Linked DNA regions of Homo sapiens: region 2 is linked to region 1. The links are chromatin loops, found by intact Hi-C in ENCODE. Cell type or tissue: OCI-LY7. All regions are shown on one strand. Links, peaks and the distances in the headings refer to the core of each region. The heading gives the core; the rest is flanking DNA.

Region 1 (10,610 bases), core at 1,392-9,391:
ATCAATGGACATTTGGGTTGTTTCCACCTTTTGGCTATTGTGAATAATGCTGCAATGTATGTGGGTATACACATGTCTGTTCAAGTCCCTGCCTCCAAATCTCTCATGTATATAACCAGAAGTAGAACTGCTGACCACACAATAAATCTATGTTTAATTTTTTGAGAAACTACCACAGTGCTTTGTACAGTGGCTACACCATTTTATATTTCCATCAGCAACACGTAAGGGTTCCAACAGCCTTCATTTTTAAATGGAAACTTTATAATCATAATTCATGCACTTGGGTTGAACATCGCATCTCCTGACTCTTTTTTCATACAAATATTCTATGAGTAGCATTATACAAAGACAAGCACTTTAGTATGAATTTTTTTTTCAAGTAGAAAATATCAGAGGGGTGGCATGTAAAGAGGGAAAAGAATGGGGGGAAGGCACAGCTCACAGACATAAAGAATAAATCTGGCACTTTTTTCCCCCCTAGAACCACATGGCTCCTCCAACTCAAAGCCTTAAGTTCAAAAAATTTATGGACTAAAACTTCAGAACTGTAAAATAAAATTGTTAGAAAATGCTGTTGCAACAGTTGACGGATCATTACAACAGCCACTTAGCAAGCCATAAACTCACTGGGCAAACAGAATTGGGTCAGATATTAATTTCCACAATGGGAGGGTAACCAGAGACAAGTTACTTCGCCATCTCTCCCTTTTCTGATCATCTGGTGAGCTTCCATTGCAGGAATGCCACAGGATCTTCCGTTTAGGAAATGAAGGCTGCAGTTCCCTCAAATATAAACAAAGACAAGATTTCCCATATCCAACACTATTACCGAACAAAATGGAAGTGCAAATAGAAATATACGTTTAATTTAAATGTCTGAGCCCAGCTCTGTTTCTACAAACTGCAATTTGGTTCCACATTCATTCCCTGGCCATTGAAAGCCAACCTCATTTTGTTTACAAAGATACTGCCCACCACTGGGTTCCGTGCAGTTCCACGAGCCATTCACATATTCTCAGTTCCAGAAGGAAAAGTCAAGACCACAGGCCAACAAGGTAGACCCCTTTCCTAATAGCCAATTATCCCAATCCCAGAGATAAATTCTGGCTTTTCCAGGAGACCTCAGTTTTATGTATTTTCTAGATTTTGACCAAAATAATTTGTAGAAATATGTAAGAAAATGGAATTCCATTTTTCTATCTTTGTAAGCCTGACCATACACATATATAAAATGATCCAGGACAGGGCCTTAGGGCATGTGTTCCAATTTTGGGCTCAGAACGTACAGTCAAACCTTGAACAACACAAGTGTAAACCATGTGGGTCCACTTATATGTGGATTTTCTTCCACCTCTGCACCCCTGAGACAGCAAAACCATCCCTCTTCTTCCTTCTCATCAGCCCACTCAATGTGAAGATAACAAGTCTGAAGTCCTTTATGATGATCCACTTCCACTTAAAGAATAGTAAATATATTTTCTCTTCCTTATGATTTTCCTTTTTTTTTTTTTTTTTGAGACAAGGTCTTGCTCTGTCACCCAGGCTTGAGTGCAGTGGCATGATCTTGCCTCAATGTAACCTCTGCATCCTGGGTTCAAGTCATCCTCCCACCTCAGTATCCTGAGTAGCTGGGACTACAGGCATGAGCCACCATGCCCAGGCTAATTTTTTTTTTTTTATTTTTTGTAAAGACAGGGTTTCACCATGTTATCCAGGCTGTCTCGAACTTCTGAGCTCAGTCCATCTGCCCGCCTTGGCCTTCCAAAGTACTGGGTTTACAAGCATGAGCTACTGCACTCAGCCATGATTTTCTTAACATTTTCTTTTGTCTAGCTTACTTTATTGTAAAAATGCAGTATATAATACATATATAAAGCATGTGTAATCAACTGTTGATGTTATCAGTAGGCTCTAGTTGATGATAGGTTAAGTAGTTACATTTTGGGGTACTCAAAAGTTATACGCAGATTTTCAACTGTGCAGGGGGGCCGTAACCCTTGAGTTGTTCAAGTGTCAACAACATATTAACTGTGCACAACATACCCCCCACTCAGTTCAGCTAGGATCCCTTCAGAAAGGAAGCAGATGGGAGATACTCCTGACCTCCCCATATTCCGAGTTAATATTCCACTTGTTACAATCCATAGCAAATTTTATGGACAAGTTATAACCGTCAGAATTAAGCAGCTCACACAGAAATCTGCATCTTCACCTTAACCATGTGGCATCTACGCATCCCATAATTAGCCTCTGCTGAATGAATATTAAGTTGTACGCAGGTACAAAGGGTCAATTATATCACCAAATGAAGAAAAGAGAAGACACTTGTCTTGGCCTCTGGTTCTGTCTTAAATTAACTTTTAATATTGAACAAAATGTTATATTCGCTCTTCCCATATTCTAAAAATTTCTCTTCTGTGGAAGCAATAAGATATTTTTAAAATTTAATAGAACTAAGAAACTGTAGAAGAATCACTCCATGGGCATAAAGCCTAGTTCTAACATTTTCTCTTCATGGGTTCACACAAAACACTCAGAAACACTGCCCACCTCAGTGCTACCAGATTAAATGAGTTGAGATGCTATGGCCCTCACGGGCCAGGAGAGCATCTGGGGACAAGAGACAAGTCAGCTGTGCAGCTAAAAGTGGAACCTGGAGCCCTTGGACAGCCCCAACAAAGCCAAAACCCTACTCAGCAAGGGAGAGCCCCTAAACCAAGGGCTGACTAGCCTCTCCTAGAGATCAGAGGCTCGGAGAAGTTAGGAAAAGGCAAAACTGTTCAAGAGAAAAAGTTTCACCTATTATACCCCTGGGCCTCAAGCCCTTTCTGATGTGAGGCAGGGTAGAAAATCCACCAATAAACAAATTAAACACACAAGCACGAGCATGTGGCAGCAGCCCAGCTCCTTCCTTAAGTCCTAAAACTGCAGTCTAAGGAAGACCCAGGCTTGCTCCAAGTAGCTGCAGACATCTGGCTTCTGAAGCCCCCATCATAATAAAACATGGGTGCAACCCCCAGTGCCTCCTCGCCTGCTCTGGGCAGCCACTCCCTCACCACACGTGAAGGCACGGAGCTTTCTGGAAAACAGGGTCTACAGCACTTCTCTGGTGCCAAACCCTGGGACACCTGAGGATTTCCTAAGAGATAAGATGGAGGGCCAGGCTCCCTGAGTTGCCTGTGAAGAGTTTCCCAGAATACCCCACATCACAAATAAAGGTGCTGAGTGGCATCACGAGGGGTGGGGAGCTCAGCATAGTGGGTGACAGGCTAAGGCAGCAAATAGGAGAACACTCATAAAGAAATTTTAAACTATATTCATTGCAAAAGAAAGCAGAGTAAGCCAACCATAAAGGAAATGGTAGTGGGGTCACCAAGGGCTCGACAGGGCTTCAGCCAGGGCCTCAACAATTGGGATTTCCGAAAGGGAAGCAGCAATGCCTGCTGTAGCTGCCAGGATCCTATAGTTTGGGGTGTCATCACTTGACCTCAGCCACTGGATGGCAGATGCAATTCCCCTACCCATGACTGGGTACAAACTTTGCCATCAAGTGCTATTAATCTCACTACCAGCTTTTATTGAGGACTCACTCAGACAACCTTGGCAGGGAGGCAGTACTGGGACATCCATTTTATAGTTGAAGAAACTAAGACTCAGACAGGTAAGTCCGCCCCCCAGAATTACAGAATTACAGAAGTTGGTAACTGGACTTGGAGCCTTTGTCTTTCTGACTTTAAGACCCATGCTCTTAACTATCAATCACCCTATTCTATCTCCCTTGTAGCTGAATTCAATAATATTAAAGCTGAATTCAATAAAATTAAATTTTAAAAATAAATAAAGATTAAAATGCCCATATTGAGTTGGAACAAAGATATGCCACCATGAGACCCAGACAGCTTGATGGGCTGGCTCTCAGCAGAGATGTGCCCCACTCCCCAAACCCAAGCAGTGGGACCTAGGGGATTTGGGGAATCGGAGAGAGTGCATAAGATGCAGGGTCATTCCTCCGGGAGTGGCGGGAGAAAGGAAGGGGCCCCTGCCACTGGGATGGCAGGACCACCTGTTCACCTGCTCTGCTGAACAGTTCCCATTCTCCCACCCAAGTTCTGGCCAGCAATGGCATCAAGAGACTTTTGTGGGTGAACAGAGTTGCCCTCTATAAAACCAATCGCAAAGTATAAGGAACAGCCCTCTATAAAACCAATCTCAAAGTATGAGGAACACTCCTCAAAAGATGATACGTTGCTAGGGCTGGGCCCTAGCAACATATCATCTTCGATTTCACCTACAATCTTCTTGACCATATTTACATTTTAACATGTACAACACTTTAGGTACAGACACTTCTATAAAACTGTTAGAAGTGCAATGAAAATCAGCACTTCTTTTATTTGTCCTAAAATTATTTTCCTCAAACCTTGTACTTATGGTTTTCATGGAATTTGTGTGACCTTCCCTCTTTTAACCTCACTGGGCCATTTCATTTGCACAATGAAAGCTTTGATCTAACAAACCTCCAAGGCCCCCTCCAAACGCTAATGACTAGGATCTCACATCCCATATTCACCTTTCTAATACATCACTTTCATACTCAACCTTCTCCAATCTCACTTTTCCAAAAGATCCTTGTACTAGTGATGACTTTCTAGGATGACCATTAGTCCATAAGATGCCTTTGCATGAATCAGAAAAAGATGCTTCCTTCCTTCAAATGGACGCAGCCTGGCCTCAGAGCCTTGAGTCATTCAAGGTGTTACCTGGCAAGCCCTTAACCTTAAATATCATTGCAATCTTCAGAAGAGCCAGCTTCAGCCCATGAATGCAACCACCCAGGAGAAAAAATGCCTGAAGGAGTCATTCTGGTTTTACAGGTACAAATGCTGTCCATAAACACACACACACACACACACACACCCCCCCACACACACAGAAAAACCCACGAAGATCTTTCTCTTCTTCCCTCTGCCCTCAACTTTTCACTGATGCTTTTCTTTAAGGGCAAATAGTTGCCAAGGTCTATAACTGCAAGCTTTGCAACTCCCCGTGGGAGCCAAGCCTGCCAAGTGTGGTGCCTCAAATAGCAGCCCCCAAAGCTGTGGGGTTCACTGAGTATCATTCAAGACAGAAGCAGGAAAGCATGTGTGTGACCACAAGACCTCAGAAAGGAGATGGGGCTGTACAGAGATCCTGGCTGGATGATCAAGTCACTAAGGTCAAAGGTAAGGGCAAAGACTCAGTCAAGAGAAACAACAGAGCACCTTCAGCTCATCAAAAAAAAAGATTAATGTATTAATCGGAACACTAAGCATTTCTCCCTTGAGTATTTTCTCTTCCTATTTACTGATCAAATCTTTGTGAATGAAAGCACAATCCTCTTACTGGATCAAGAACGACACATACACAAAAGCCCCTCAACTGAAAAATCAAGTCGGGCAGGTCATGATTTCACCTTTATGTGAACAGGATGCAACCACAAAGGCCTGGATAGGGAGCTGGTGGCGCAGCTCCCACCAGCGTCATCGTTAATAAGTAAGCAGCAGCGGCCTATGCAAAGCTCTCCTCGCCCTGGCAAGCACACTGACCAGGTCTGAGCAGGCACGACCCAGCGGTGCCAAGAAAGCACAAGGTCTGGGGCAGAGCAGGAGGGAGGGGAGGTGTCTGTGTGCTGCCGAATGAAGCTCAAGTGGCTGGATCCAGCTCCGAAGGCCAGAAGCTCTAAGCAGCCCCTTCTACACCACACCACCCACTTCCTAATGTTGTTTTTCCCACCGGCGGTGGACTCTGACTCTGGGTGGCCTTGGGGGTCCTGGAGCTTAAGACCATGCAGAAGCTGTCACTCGGGAGACCAGAAGTTCAGAAGTAGGAGCTGCAGCCGCCTGGGTCTGTGGTTCTTGGCTGCCCCGAGAGGCAGTTCCTCTGCTTGGGGAGAAAGCAGGGTCTTTGTGGCAGTGAACAAGGCTGTCCTCAAGGAGAAACGGGGCCAGAGCTGCTTTGTTTTCTCAGGAAGGCCTGAATCATTAAGGAGAGAGCAAGCTCTCGAGCACACAAGATGAGAACAAATCAGCCCCGAGAAGCGGGGAAGGGTCTACTGAATGGGCCCTGGGCAGCTGGCCTGGGAGGTGCAATGTTGGAGCGTCTCAACCGGTCCAAAATAACCACACCAATTTGCACACGAATAAGCAAACACAAAACCCCAAAGCGAGGACATTCAAAACCGAAAGCAGCTGCTAATCACCTGTTTAATTTTTTTTTTCTTAAATTAGCTGCAACGAAGAATTTTCAAACTCTCAAATACAATACACGGCTTAACATTTTCATACACCTGTAAAACCAGTAAGTTAAATCCCATTACAAAAGACTCCAACTTATAAAGGAGCAGTTCAAATACAGTTCTTATCAAATATAAACAATGGAAAATGATTTAGGCATAAAACATCAGTCACTGGAAATTAACATTTGAAAAAAATTTTTTTACATAAAAACCATCTGTGTATTGAGATGGTGCACTCTGCTAAACCACAGGCCTAATTAGGAAACTAGGAACCAAGGCATTACAGAGCAATGCATTAAGTTTTGTGTGTTTTCGTCTTTGGGGGAGGGGGGATCTTGCTGAAATCTTATCAATACTGTGTTGTTCTTTCTTCTCTGTACATCTAAAATGATGTCTATGTCGGATTGCTAAGAGTGCTTTTGGCTGACAGACAAAACACAACTTGTCTTAGTCTGGGGTGGTTCTCCCTGCTGACGTCCCCACCCAAGGATAATCTGCTTAAGAGTCCAACCAGGGCATCAAAGTTATCAAGAAGATAAAAATGAAGAAACATGCCCGCCAAAAAAGAAGTTATGCAAAGAGGGGAGATCTGGTATGTGTGGGTAGTAAGGTCCAGAATTAAACCTTTCTTTCCCCGTCACTCTCTTTCCTAAGCAAAAGATTAAAAAAGACTGGCCAGGCACGGTGGCTCAAGCCTGTAATCCCAGCACTTTGGGAGGCTGAGGCGGGCAGATCACCTGAGGTCAGGAGTTCGGGACCAGCCTGGCCAACGTGGCGAAAACCCAACTCTACTAAAAACAGAAAAAATTAGCTGGGCGTGGGGGTGGGTGCCTGTAATCCCAGTTACTTGGGAGGCTGGGGCAGGGAGAATTGCTTGAACCCGGGAGGCAGAGGTTGCAGGGAGCTGAGATTGTGCCATCGCACTCTAGCCTGGGAAACATAGCCCATGTCCTAGCCTGGGAAACATAGCCTATGTCATCTAAATGCCACTTTACATCTTCCAAAGTATTTGATGGATATCTTAGTTGATGCACCCAGCTCAGAAACTAAGTCTCAGAAAGGTTAAATGGCACATCCAGGGTCACAGAGCAAGTTATTAAAAGGTGAGCCAGAGTCTGGAACCCGCCAGGCCCTGCCTGCCCCCATGGCCTCTCAAAATAGCATTGCCAGAACAAGGGAGGGGGTTTGGCCCAACCCTCAGAGCAAAAGAATCATGTGGTCATGATCAGTGGTAACCACGAAAATCAGCATGTGATTATAATTCAGGAGTCTGTGTTTTGAGGGTAAAGACACCAGTTCCACTTGAGTTTTGGCACGCATCCCTAACAGAAAGGTCTGAGGCAGAAAAGGAAGAGAAAAATAAGGGAGACCAAAGAGGACAGACCAAAGCTGGACATACACTGTTGTGTCTGTTCAGCACCCCTGTCTTCAGGGAACCTACCCAGTTCCAAGGGACTATCCATCACAGACTGGTCCAAGGGCTGGACCTGTGACCTAAGCAAGGCCAATCAGGGAACTTTCCTGACAGTGATATGCAGATGCTGAAAGAAAGCAGTACTATTTCCATGGGAGCTGCCAAGCTCCTATGTGCATCCAGAATCCTGACGGCCACTTCACCAACTCATGGAAAACATTTACGTGCAAAAGGAGTGAATGAGGCCAACCCACAGAGAAAAGGAGAGAGGAGAGATGAGGGACAGAGAGAGCCATGGTGACATCACCGGAGCCCTGGGACCAGCTGTGACAAAACCAGGAAAACTCCTGGACTTTACAGTTATGTGGGCCAAGGTATTCTCCTTTCTGGTTGGGTTCCTTTGAGTTGGGTTATTTGAAACCAGAAGGATCCTGACTTATGACACAGAAGACAATCTTAAAAATATGCTGGTCACAGACTCCACATTTTTCAGACTATCTTTATTTTCAACACTCAGTTTTGTGGCCCCATAAAACCACTTCCACTCTTGCCTTCTAGAGTCTACTCTGCCCAGCAGCTAGAGAGATCTTCTCCAACAGTTAATCATACTGCATCATTCTCTGGCTGCTCGAATCCTTCCAACAACATCCCATCGCATGCTCCTTTGTATTAATACAAGCTCCCAGGCTCCTTGTATCTGGCCCCTGCCTCTCTCCTCAAACTCCTCTCCCACCCCCTTCCTCATCACACCCTCTCTGCTCTCACCTGCACTTCCTGGAGGTTCACACTTATCAAGCTTTCTCCTATCTCAAGATGTTGCCTCTGCTGCTGCCTCACCTAAAGTTCTGGCGACCATTCCCTCCCTTAGTTCAGATCTCTATCCAAATATCACCTCCCAGAGAGACATCCTTTAAACACCCCTCCCCCACCTGGAATCAAATTTTATATTCACTTATCATCTCTCTTAGAATGTAAGCTCTCCCAGGGCATTGACCTTGACCATCCTGCTCACTTCTGTATTTCTATTGCCTGGCCTCTCTACCACTATTTATTAAATACACAAAATTCCAGTGTTGTGGCATTCAAACACCTTCCCAGCCATTCAAAGAGCAACATGGGGTCCTGGGCCATACCACGTCCTTACACTTTCCACACCAAAACTAACATCACCAGAGCTATGCTACTGACTAGGGGTTGGCAAACTATAGCATGCAGTCCACATCAGGTCTGCCATCTGTTTTTCTCTTACCTGAGAACTAAGAATGGTTTTTACTGACAAACATCTATAACTGACTTGATAATAGAAAACAGTAACTTTGTACTCCAATTCAGCAAAATGTTATGCCCCCTGAAACAAAATCCATTCTTCTCATTAGCAAATGTGTATTTTAAAAAACTGTACTCAATAATTGTCATTATATTTTGAATTTCATCAGTAAAAATTCTCCGTAAATGTTTTCTCTCTTGTTATGTTAAATACCTACACAAAATCCTCAATATTGCATCCTGATCCCTGAAAGCCTAAAATATTTACTATCTGGACCCTTTACACACATAAAAAAAAAGAGTTTGCTGATCCCCATGACAGACTTACTGCTCATGGATGGGGGAAAAGGAGACTTAATAGGTCAGTCCAACCCCTGCACCATCCAGGACCAAAATTAATGAGGAAACAAGAGAACCAGGTCTTCGAATACTCTTAATGTTCTGAGACCCAAGGAAAAAATTATAATCAGACTAAATCTTCAATCTACTGGTACTGGAAGCTCTTAAATTCAAGGACCCTCCAGAGGAAATAGATACTTTGACTCAGCAAATGCTCCTACAAGAGAAATGGCATCACTGGTACCACCTACATCTCCACCAACTACTCCCTAAATAACAAAGGAAATAAGAGTCTACGATTTCCCTTAGAATATCTTAGGTAAATGTCTTAGGAGCTCCTCCACTATCTGTTCCTAACTGAACCATGTATCAGTGCACCAAGTCCATCTTTAGCCTTGTGTCCTCCTGGGCACACAAGTCCTTAGTACAACCCCAAGAAAACCCAAGGAATCACATCGAATCAATCAAGCCTCCATCCAATGTGGAAGTCACAGCCATGCCTGCTTTACACCTACCCACAGTTGGTCCAAGGAAGACTTAAACAGGAGCAGTGGGTACAAGTGAAAACCCACTCCCATTTGGTCAGTACAACTCCGATAATGGTCTGGGGAAACACAGGAGGCCAGGCTATACTTGAGTTGCCAGAAAACTAAAGGAATGAAAAGTGTCCTTCTCTGGAGGAGAGCGCATTTTCGGGAGCTATCTGGGGAAAGATGGGCCAATGAACTGTTGATATTCAAATCATCATTAAATGACTCAACTTTCCAGAAATAAAAGGCGTCACAGTGGGAAATTCTCCATCTTGACTTTTTTAAAGCTGCAGAGCAGAGAACCGATTAATTTTTAAACATTTCTTTAAAATTACAAGAGTCACCCTCACCCAGTCCAGTCATTACTAATTTCCTACTCTCCACACCCTGATCCTTAACACCGCCCTGTGAAATTGCTCAGTGCCCAGCAGGGCTGAAGCAGCAGAGGAGGAGGCTAGGAGGAGCCCTTCTCCTTCTGGCCAAGGCAAACTGGTAGCCAGAGGGATTCCATCCAAGTTAAATCCACATGGACCAAGAAGAGACCAAGAAGCTTGAACATAAGAAACTGGCTCCTTCAAGACCACAAACCCTGTCTAGGTACAGCCTTTTAAGGTGACAATTATTCAGGGATTGGCTGATATTTATTCCTCTGACCCTACCCTTTATCTTTCTTCCAGGGTCCCTCAACACCTCCTCCTAAAATCACAGACCTTTGTGAGCATGGAAGAGCAAGAAGAAACACAGAGCTGCTCAGTGTGTGAGTCCGAACAAACCTGTTCCCATT
Region 2 (10,610 bases), core at 1,077-9,076, 71 kb after region 1:
GGTGAATTGTATCCTCTCTGCTATACGGAAGAATAGTTGGGGTAAGAAAGCCAAAGCTGTATTTCAGAACACTCCGGGATGCTGATCACACATGTACACAGCGAAAAGGAAAGAAAAAGAAACATATAAGCGAATCTTGGCAATCTGCTCCTTGCTATTTTCCTAAAACACTCCCCAAACATTTTGATGTTTTCTTTTGCACGCATGCACACACATACCAGTTACCCGCTGAAACGACACAACCTGCAAAACAGGCCCACAGCTCTCGCCGGCAGAATTGAGTATGGGATGCTGGCTGAGCTGAAAAACAGGGACACTCCATGGGCCAGAGGAGACAAGTCTTCCCTCATCTGCTGCTGCCCCCAGTCCTAACGATGGGGTGCAGCCAGGACCTGACACCCAGGGGCATCTCGCAGAGGTTTACACCCAGGACACTGACGCAGGGCCCAAATCAGGCCCCCCAGCGTGGGCAGAACTGTTTCCCAGATAATCCAAGGTGGAAGACACTTCTCCTTGTGATGACACGGGGGCCCTTCATTCTTTAAGAATCTGACCAACACTGCCATTGAAGGAGCCACCAGGTTATATGCGGGCTCCCTGCAATATCACCACCTGAGATATTAAACACTGAGTCCTGGGCCCCAAGACTGAGACACCGATTTCAGCATGCCCAGGAATGGGTTCACCTGATTTTTCTGCATAGTAAAGTCTGAGAAGCACTTTCCTAAAGCCTCAGGAGCCAGGCTAACCATCTATTATAGAATAATATAACCAGGCCAGGGACAGTAGTTCACACTTGTAATCCCAACATTTGGAGAGGCCAAGGCAGGAGGATCACTCGGGGCTAGGAGTTAGAGACCCCCACCTGGGCAACATAACAAGACCCCATCTCTACAAAAAATTTTTAAAAATTAAATGGGCATGGTGGCATGTGCCTGTAGTGCCAATACTTGGGAGGCTGAGGTGGGAGGACTGCTTGAGTCCAACAGTTGGAGGGTACAGTGAGTTATGATCACACCACTGCACTCCAGCCTAGGTAACAGAGGGAGACTCTGTCTCTAAAAAGAAAAACTAAAATAAATTAAAAAGAATAGTGTAACCAATGATAATATAATTAAGGATGACTTCCTTACCCCTGGCCAGGCTATAGGCTCAGCCCTTTTCTTGCACAAATTCCTCAAGATGACCCCAGAGTAGGTACTATTACTCTCATCCCCATGTTATAGATGAGAAAACTGAAGCACAGAGAGATTAAATAACTAGCCCACAGTCCCACCTCTATAACTGGCTGGGCAGTCTGGTCCCTGCATCCATGCTGTCAACCATGGGCTATACTGCCTCTCCAAGGCCAGACTCCCCACACCCTCTCCAACTGGACAACCACCTTCTTTGGTTCTAAGCAAAAGAGAGGCAAAAGTCACCAAGACATCATGGGCTCCGCTTCTACTCCATAAAGCCATCTGGTTCTCCTAAGTCCAACATCTAAAACTACTTCATGGCAACTTGCCGGCAACACACAGTTCTGTCTCTGAGCTTCCCACCAACGTGATTCAGCGAGCTTCTCACAAGAGCAGGGTGCACCGGGCTGCCGGGCAGCACTCCTGCAGCAGAGGGAAGCCAAATCACTGGAAGCCGAAGTAGCATCACTGAGTGTTTCACGGCCTCCTCCTTCTCACCAAGGGAGCTGTGATGGATTTTATGGCACACAAGTGACTTTTTTACAAGCACAGCAGCAACCTCCAACTTTCATCTGATAATTTACCTTTAATCAGGGCCTAGAAAAATCCCTGGCCAACCAATCCCACCAGACAGCTCCTTCCAGGCTCGTCTTACAGACGACAGAGAGAAATAAAAGGGAAGAGAGGACGGCAGAGTCCTGGCAAGCAAAACTTTTTTTTTTTAATGAATTCATTTCAAATAAAAATCCATTCAGTGCATGCAGAAAAGCCAGTCCCTCTGAGTGACAAATTTGTGTGTGCCAGGGATGAGAGAGCAAATCAAACTCGTGGAGCTTGCAACCAAACTCCTAGAGGCCCAAACACAGGACTGCCAAGAGCCCAGGAGTGCAGAGTCATTCTGCTAAAAGAAGTTCCCACTCCAAAAAGCTCTATAGAGATGCTGGCCTGGGTGGAAACGTCCCCTCTCCCTGCCCTTTCACTTAACCAAAAGGGAAGACCAGCAGGAGCCGTGGAAATCAAACCCAGGGCATGTGGCTAGCCACCTGCGGGAGGCTGGGGCCTGGACCAGGTGATCTCTCCAGGCACTTTCCTGCTCTTGAATTTCATGAATATTTCATTGTCCAGGTTCCAATCCATGCAGAACAGAACCTCAGAAAACATACAAATATTTCCCCTTCTTATAGAGAAGTGACCTATAGTGCTAGACCAATGACTCTCATCTAAGGGTGACTGTGTCCCCCAGGAGACACGTGGCAATTGCTAGCTGTCACAACCAGGGAGGGATTGCTACTGGCATCTAGTGGGTAGAGGCCGGGGATGCCGCTAAACATCCTACTACAGATACAATGCACTCCAATGCACCCCCACTTCCCCAACCTCCACCCTTGCAACAAAGAATAATCTGGCTCAAAATGTCAACAGTGCCAAAGTTGTGGACCCCTGGCCTAGAGCACAGAAGGTAATCAAACGCTCACACTCCCAGCCTTCCCACAGCCTCCGTTCCCTGTAACACCACTCACTCCCAGCACCTCTCTAAATCAAGCAGGAATTAGAAACCAAACTGCACCATCTATCATCTAGACACTGGGATCCACCCTCAGCTGAGAGCCAAGGGTCTGTGCTGATTACAGCCAACCTCCCTCAGTCTCCGGTGCACGCTGCTCTCAGGCAGAGGCCAGAGAAAAGGATGATGACCCAGGAGAAGCTGGGACTCTGTGAGGCTAACTCTCAGTTTAGCAAACACCAGGAAGGTTAGGGGGAAGATTCTGTAGAGAAAGTCAGAAGGGTACAACTAACCTTTCAGGGCCTGGAAGGCTAAACAGCACACTCGGGCCTCTCGGTCCAAAGCAGTAAAATCAATGGTGTAGGGTTCGGTAACTGCACGACCTCCTCCCTGTCCCAGCGACAACAGCTGGGTCCAGGCTGGCTGCATAATCAACACTGACTAAGCACCTAACAGATGCCAGGAATTGTGCTACGTGCTCTACAGAAAGTTCTGTCTGTTCCCAGAGCTGCCACACAAGTCTTATTATCCCCATTTTACAGATGACACACATCAGGCTCAGAGAGGTTATGTCACTTGGCCAGGTCACATAGCCAGGATTCAATCCCAGAACTGTCTCCAAAGAACAGGCCTATCTACCATACCACATTGCCTCTCTTCTCCCAAACATCCCACCCCAGACAGAGGGATGGAGGAATAAAGGAGGAGGAGGAGGCTCAGAATCCTCCTGGAGCTCCTCCTGCTCCTCCTGGTGCCGCCCTGGCCTGCTCTCCCACACTCCCCACTACTGCTGTCTCCAGGGGCTCATCTGACCACATCTGTTTCGTCTATAGGGTCTCTCTGGGAAGATGGCCCAGTGCATTCCTTGCACTCCTTACGCACAATGGCATTGCCAGCACAGGACTCTGATTTCATTCATAACCGGCCGAAACAGACATCCTGCTCCGCTCTAGGCAGGGGCTGCCATGGAATCCATTTGACTGCCAGGCCGGCCAGGTGTGCAGTTTGCGAAGGTTTCAACCAGGCAGGGAAAGGGCTTTCCAATGCCCCACGTAGGAGCCGAAAGGCAGAGAAGCACCACAGGCCTCTTCCCTGGGCTAAAGTCCCAGTACCCAAAGCAAACCAGAGGACCAAACACCTAACACAAACCAACAACCACAGGAAAGCAGCAGCGGCCAACCAAGCCCAGGAGAGTCAACATGCAAGACTCCGCGACTGAGCAACAAGTTAGGATGGTAAGCCCCGGCAGTCCTCCACCCGCAGACAGCCCCTCACACACACTATTCTGTCCCCCACAGGACCCCTTCCTTGAGGCTGGCCGAGAGGGACCCATGGAAGGGGTGCTAGGCCAGCAAATTATATGGCACCCAAACTCAGGCCCAGCAGGGCTTCCAAGACACACAGGACAGCCTCGCCAGGCTGGGTGTTCACTGAGGGAAGCAGTTTCACACTTCCTTTCCTTGGGCCTGCACTAATTTCCCACACTCACATTGCAAGGAGGCATTCTTGGGCTCACGGGGCCCTCAGAAAGGGTCCTATTATAAAGGTTCAGCAAATTAAAAAAAAAAAAAAACAACTTTTTGAGACCACTTATTTGTAGGGTACTATAGAGATGATAAATATGGAGCAAAAGGGGCTGCTTTTTTTCTTTCTTTTTAAATTTCCAATGAAGAAATGTGGCTTCAAAACTCTCTGCGGCGCGAGCCAGTTGCCTCCAGGCCAGCCTCTCCCTAGGCCTTGCTTTGTTTCTGGGCATCACACTCTGACCTGCAGGACCCGCACTTGGCAATCAGCTTAAACCTACCTCGGCATTTTAATGAGCCAGACTGCCATCTCCTCCCACACTGCCCGCTCTCTCCTGGAAGAACACACCTTTCCTAATTCTGTTTGTTCACCAGAAAAATAAATAAATAATAATAAGCGGGGGAGGGGGTGTGGGTTTACTGGAAGGTCATTTTGCCTTAGGAAAGGAACAAATTAAGTCGAGGCTCACAGTGAGCCGGGAAATACATTCTCCATCAGACAAGCGACCTTGGGGCCTTCGGTTTTAGGCGGGAAAGGTCACTGGTAAGGCAGCCCCTTGTTTATGGAGCCCGGATACCAATGACGTGGTCACCTCCGAGAAGCACAATTACCAACAGGGGCACGCCAAACTCTTTTATTGGTTACCTCTTAAACACTCCAGAAATCTGTCCAAGTCCTTGCAGAATAGCAGAAAACAAAAGTGCTCTCAGCAGGAGGGGGAAGCCAGGACTCGATGATGAGCAATTAGTGAATCAATGACTCTCAGAGACACTGATTTAGACCAGCAGTTCTTATTAGCGACCGTCGAGGAAAATGCAGGGACACACAAAGCTTCCAGGAGAGACTAAAGCTTTAAAAACATTTTTTTAAAAATCACCACAAACTGCCTTCAGAGCTTCCCCCTAAAACACTTAAAATGTGTGCTCAGTCTGAGGAAAAAAAAAAAAAGACTATTTGTTGTTTCCTTAATGTCAAAAAAACAAGTGAAACTACAACCACTAGTTCTGTCGCCCCACATGAAAATTATTCTCTCAAAATCCCAAAAATGAGATAAGGAATTAGGTATTAGACAAAAGAAAGAAAGAAAAAATAAAGAAGAAAGAAGGAAGGGAGGGAAAGACAGAAAGAGGCTGGCTAGCTAATATGAACAGCATGAACTTTTTCTTACCCTCATCAGATTGCAGGAATATAAAACAGATTGGTCTCCACTCCCACTCCATCCATGTTGAATAAAAAGATACTGATTCACGTGATAAGACGTATTCTTTAGTACTTTCTTAATATAACCCCTCATCATCTAAACACCTGTTCGGAAAATCAGAACTACACAACAGAAAGTGAGTGGTAGGAGGCTTGGCTAACTGACGGGCAAGGAGAAAAGAAAACATTTCTAAAAATATAATGATGCTTGCTAAGAAAATAGAGTTCCATGTACACAGAAATTCTCAGGAATACCTACTTGGGGAGACGTTCCTGTAACTGTTTTTAAACATTCAGTTCCATCCCACAGAATTCAAAACACCTACTAAGAACACAGAAGCTTCCCAGGCATGACTGTGGGGGCCGGAACCTTCCACAAACTTTATTTGAAGGCTGCTAATAACATGCAGCTGGGCATACTTTCCCCACACCCCAGCCTCTCCTGAAAAGTGCGCCCTCCCACCACCACCTTCCTTTCTTTCTGATTTTGTGAATACCAGCGAACGCTGAGACAATGCGGTTCACCGTGAAAATGGAAAACCGCAAGTTGGCCTCCTCAGCAGCAGCCAGCCCCCAGCCAAGGGCCCTCTGCAAACTTCCCCTTTATTTGTTCCTTGGTTTGGTTTCTGCTGGGTTGCTAATCTATTTGCTCTAAGCTATTGGAAGAAGTCGGCAAAAGAAAACAAAAAGGCTTTCTTCCTAGCAGGGGAAAAATGGGTAACCTTGAACCCAAAGAACCCTCCCTCCCCTGAAACTCCGGCTACTCTGAAAGTTTGTTGCTATCTAACCTTGAAAACAGTATGTGCCTCAGGGTCCCCTCCGCACTGGGCTCTAACAAGGATGTTGACGGTTCCTTATCTAAGGGGAAGGATGCAAACAATTTTTTTTAAGGTGAAAAGAAGAAACTTCTAAGAAACCGACGCCAATCTATGCACAGAAAAACCTCCCCTATCCTCCTACAAGTCTTCCAGAAAGGGGAGGGGTTGAAGAAAGAGAAAATCCAAAAACTGATCACTGCTAAGCTCCATAGTTTCAATAAATTGTTACCAATGTTGTCTTCGAAGGCAAAAAAAAAAAAAAGGTCATTTTAATTCTGGTTGAGGAGGGCATAGGGTAAACCCCTGGCCAACTTGAGCTTCTCCCATCCCCAGCAGATGAGGCTGAGGTTGATCCAGAGGTGACCTGTGCCAACAAGCCCTCCCCCAATGGGGGCAGATGACGCCATGAAGCCCCATGCTTCTCATCTCCATGGTGACCCCAAAAAACAAAATCAACTCTACACTAGGAGACACAAGAGTCCCATCAACTTAGAAACTTTCTTCTTCTCAGTAATAGTCTCCTACAACATTTTAATGAAATACTTTTTTAAAAATTGGGGTCAGAGTGTTTTACGTGGGATTACAGTCAAACCACATCTTCCCATCTCTTCGTACTTATTCACTTAAAAATATATATATGCTGCAGATTTCAAAGTGGGCTGTGACTGCACAGCTGTAGGGAATGAGCTTGTCAAGAGAAAAAACACACAGGCACACCTCTAAAACACATACATAAAGCACACAGATTTATTTTTTGTTTGGAGTGAGAGACACATCAGTTCGAGTTCTAGGCCAGCAGCTGTACTACAAACGTTTCGGGGTGGCGGGTGCGGGGTGGATGGCAGGGGCAGGGGGAACACAGGAGTGAGCCTCAAGGACAGCTGAAATGAGGGCCACCTTCGAAACCCTGCAGCCAGGCGTCACCAGGACTACCATGACCGGGTGGAGGGCCCAGCACAGCCAATCCAACTCTTTCATTAAAGAAGGGAAAAAATTCAACAGGGATGAAAAGAAACCAATACTTGGGCAATGCTCAACTCAGCGGGCCCCTTTTGAGAATTAAAAAGGAAAATAAATCTGGGGCTGTGTCGATCCAGAAAATCAGAGCAATGGGCTTCCCTGTTGAGAGGAGGCCACTTGATTCGCCTGAAGTTGACTATTTGTGTTGGCACTAGATCCCCTTAAAGATTGTTTACAAATACAGAGCAATCAATATTTCCTAACCCAAGGGTCTCCGGGATAGAAACATGGACCTGCTGGGCACAACGTGAGTGCTTCCCATGCGTCCCCACGCACCTGCCACCCTCTGCTCCAAGCCTGGGACACACATTCCCCTGGACCCGGCAGGCCCCACCTGAACCACGCTTCCGGGAGTGCGCGTGCGCGTGTGGTCTTCTGCCTCCTTTAACCTCCTTCACTGGGCTGTTCATCCCAGACTAAGCACCAACTTGGCTGACTCTGGAGCCTAATTTTCTCCTCCCATGCTTTCCTAGGGCCTAAATCGAGTTTTTTTGTTTGTTTGTTTTTTGTTGTGTGTTATCATTTCAGTATTGTTTCTAGTTGGGGGATTTGGAAGAGGCTGTTTCTTTCCTCATCCTCTCTCTTCCTTTCTTTCCTTTATATCTAAACACATTTTCACATGCTCTTTAAGTGGCTTCAGGTTTGGCATCCATCTCAAACACATCTATAATGGATCAGGAGCCCAAAATCTGTTTCCGATTATAACAGACAAATCAAGCCCCCCTGAAGTTGGAGGCGGGGAATGGGGAGAAAAAGTCTTTAATGGGTCAGCGATACAAAGGGACTTCTGGGGTTCTGCCCACAAAGGAAGCACTTCAGCCCCAGGGGCTGACATTACTGACTGACCCTGTGCGGCCTCTGCTTATAAACTTCCCAGCACTCACTCCAGAGACTTTACGGGCCAGATTCCGCCCTTAGTGAAATGGCATTTTCTAGAAGTCCCGGTGAGTTTGAAAGGGAAAAGAAAGGGAGTGGAGAGGAGGCACAGAAGCCCCCTCCTCTTCCAAAAATGGCAAGCCCCCACACAGAGAACACAGCTGCAGGAAGATTAAAAACATTTTATTATTTAAAGAGGTACAGAGGGTTACTGGACATGGGCAATTTAAAATTAAATACAACTCTCGTCACAGCCGTTTGCAGTTAAAGGTGAACATGGTTATTTTAAAAGCAAAATCGCCCTGCCAGAAGGACTGCCGTTCAGCAAGGGGCCCAGATGCCGCCTCAATTATTAAAGTCGTAAGCTGGCCATTCAACTGCCCTGACGGCAAGTCTCTTCTAGAGACAGAGTTCCCTGAAAAAAAAAAAAAGTCTGCCCCCCACCCCCCAACCCCAGCCCAAGCATAAAGTAAACGCTTTAGAGAAAGTGAATAATATCTTGTCACGGAGGTAAAAGACTCAATTATAAAACCTTCAGAAAGATTCTCAAGGAACATCTACCTACGGTGACAGAGACTTACACAAAACCAGAAGACAAGCTAAAATATTTCTCCCCTATCCACCCCTACCTACTCCTACCCCTAACAAAACAGAACAGGGAGAGGAAGCAGGGAAATGGGGGAGAGGCTGCCATAAAAAAATGATCTCGAGACCTGGGCACTTATCTGACATAAAGCAACATCCTCCAATCCTGAAAGATGAGCCTGCCACACACACACTTCTTTATCATCTCAGCAAGAAATATGGCTCAGGAGGCCAGCACTAATTTTAGTATCAGATTTATTATACAGCAGGGGGCAGGAATTCTTCAGGCCTGTGCCTTGTCTCCCAGTGCAGGACTAAACTGCCTTCAGGATGGCTCCTTGGAGGAGCAGCAAGGCTAACAAATAGAAACTTCTGGATTCCTGATATTCAGGAATCCTTGGAAAATACGCAACTGGCCCTCCAAGCTGCTTCCCAGTCCTTTCAAAGCCTCTGTGGGTGCTTCTAAGAGCTCCCCACTCTGAATAAAAGACCACAACACACATCTCACTTGTTTGAAATGAACCCGTCACCCCAAGCAAAGACAGGAAACCCCAAGGTCATAAAGCAAGGGTACACCAACATAGTCTGAAACCAAATCCAGTAGTGACAACTCCTAGTCTCCCCGCTTTGATCTGAAGGGAGATAAAGCTAGGGAAGTCAAAGCAGTGACAAATTTAAAATGTTGACATCCTCAGCCAGCCACTCCAACCTCGCTGCACATAAAGCCCTAAATGGATGGAAGACACATTTTCAGGTTGTTTGATCTCACTCAGGCTTCCCCACCTCCAGTTTCTGGACATCCTTTTGTCTGCTTTTGGCCCTGATTTTTCTCCAAGTTATCCCACGGAGCAGGACTGTCACTGGTAGCCTCGGCAGTTGTCAGTCAACCTGATTGCTTTACTCCAGAAGGCCCTTTTTACACAAAAGGCCTCACTGAGGCAGAACGGGCTCACCTTTGATTTGTTCACCTCTCACATGTAAAAGCAGCTCGTACGCCTCTCCCGAGCATGGCTGCACTCGTGGAAAACTGAAACGCAGTATATTGGGAAACAAGGCTTTTTAAAGCATTCTCTGGAAGGCAAGATCCTAGCTTGGGTTCTGCTCGAAGAAAGAGCTAAACAGAGCGAGCTGGAACAGAATTAGCCCCGAGAACCCAGGGATGGAGGGAGAGTGGCAATACCAATTTGCTGGAAGGGATCTGGAGAGTAAACGAAGAGGAACGTTTGGATTGCAAAGATAGAAACAATTCACTTTGCATCATTTTCAGTCTTTGGAGTTCAGTAGGGAAGTATGATTATCAATCCACCAGAGAGACGGGGAAGAGTGGCCCACATGAGCTCAGAATTGGCTGGTGATGGCGTTGCAGGTAGTAGAGGTGCTGAGAACTGACACTATATCCCTCACGTGATGCTCTCTTTAGAAGATCAGGCTCTCCCTGGCTAACTATGGCCTTCAGCCCTCTAGACAGGAACCTGCTGGACCACAGGGGAGTGGGCCTTGCCATATTCCCATAGGTTGAGCACACACAGACTAGCAAACATCAAACACCAATAAGCCCTCACACACCTGGTATGATATTGCCAACATCACTTCTCGGGGGATAGCAATTATGCCACAATTTCATGTCCCTGACTCACCAGGCCACACACGACAAGACTGCAAGAGCACCTCCTCCTTGGGCCCCTGGCCTGGGCAGAACTCACGGGAGAGCCCCTGGATTGCAGAGTGCTCTTTCCCCAACACCCATCTGACCTGGCCACCCCCACCCTAAAACTCATTAAGTGCTCCCCATGGCCAAAAGCAGTGGTCTCCGAAGTAGGGTTTAGAAGAAAAAGATTAAAATGTTTATGTGTGCTTAGCTTTTTTTCTCATCCTATTTTATTTTTAATGATTTGCCTTATTAGG

What was found. A loop is a pair of places that touch in the nucleus more often than their neighbours do. Peaks named below come from ENCODE experiments on the same cell type or tissue, not always from the same donor. Only the 100,000 strongest peaks of a DNase experiment are listed, where the experiment ranks them.
Region 2: a loop joins it to region 1, with 9 times the contacts of the local background. A loop is called at or near these places in 4 of 110 quality-filtered maps.

Annotation. Positions count from the first base shown.
Region 1 is chr17:57,352,515-57,363,124 of GRCh38, reverse strand. The region is part of intron 5 of MSI2 (musashi RNA binding protein 2); the gene reads right to left. Among named protein-coding and RNA genes, the nearest start is that of MSI2, 100 kb to the right of the region's middle. RefSeq lists an enhancer at 8,124-8,173. In OCI-LY7, for the core only: no CTCF peak of the experiment used is centred there; DNase peaks (open chromatin) are centred at 5,114, 5,524, 6,164, 6,524 and 4 weaker places; H3K4me3 peaks cover 4,220 bases; H3K27ac peaks cover 7,396 bases.
Region 2 is chr17:57,280,777-57,291,386 of GRCh38, reverse strand. All of the region lies in intron 5 of MSI2 (musashi RNA binding protein 2), which reads right to left. Among named protein-coding and RNA genes, the nearest start is that of MSI2, 30 kb to the right of the region's middle. RefSeq lists a silencer at 2,578-2,753 and an enhancer at 6,280-6,549. In OCI-LY7, for the core only: a CTCF peak has its summit at 5,846; DNase peaks (open chromatin) are centred at 5,506 and 5,966; H3K4me3 peaks cover 1,879 bases; H3K27ac peaks cover 2,292 bases.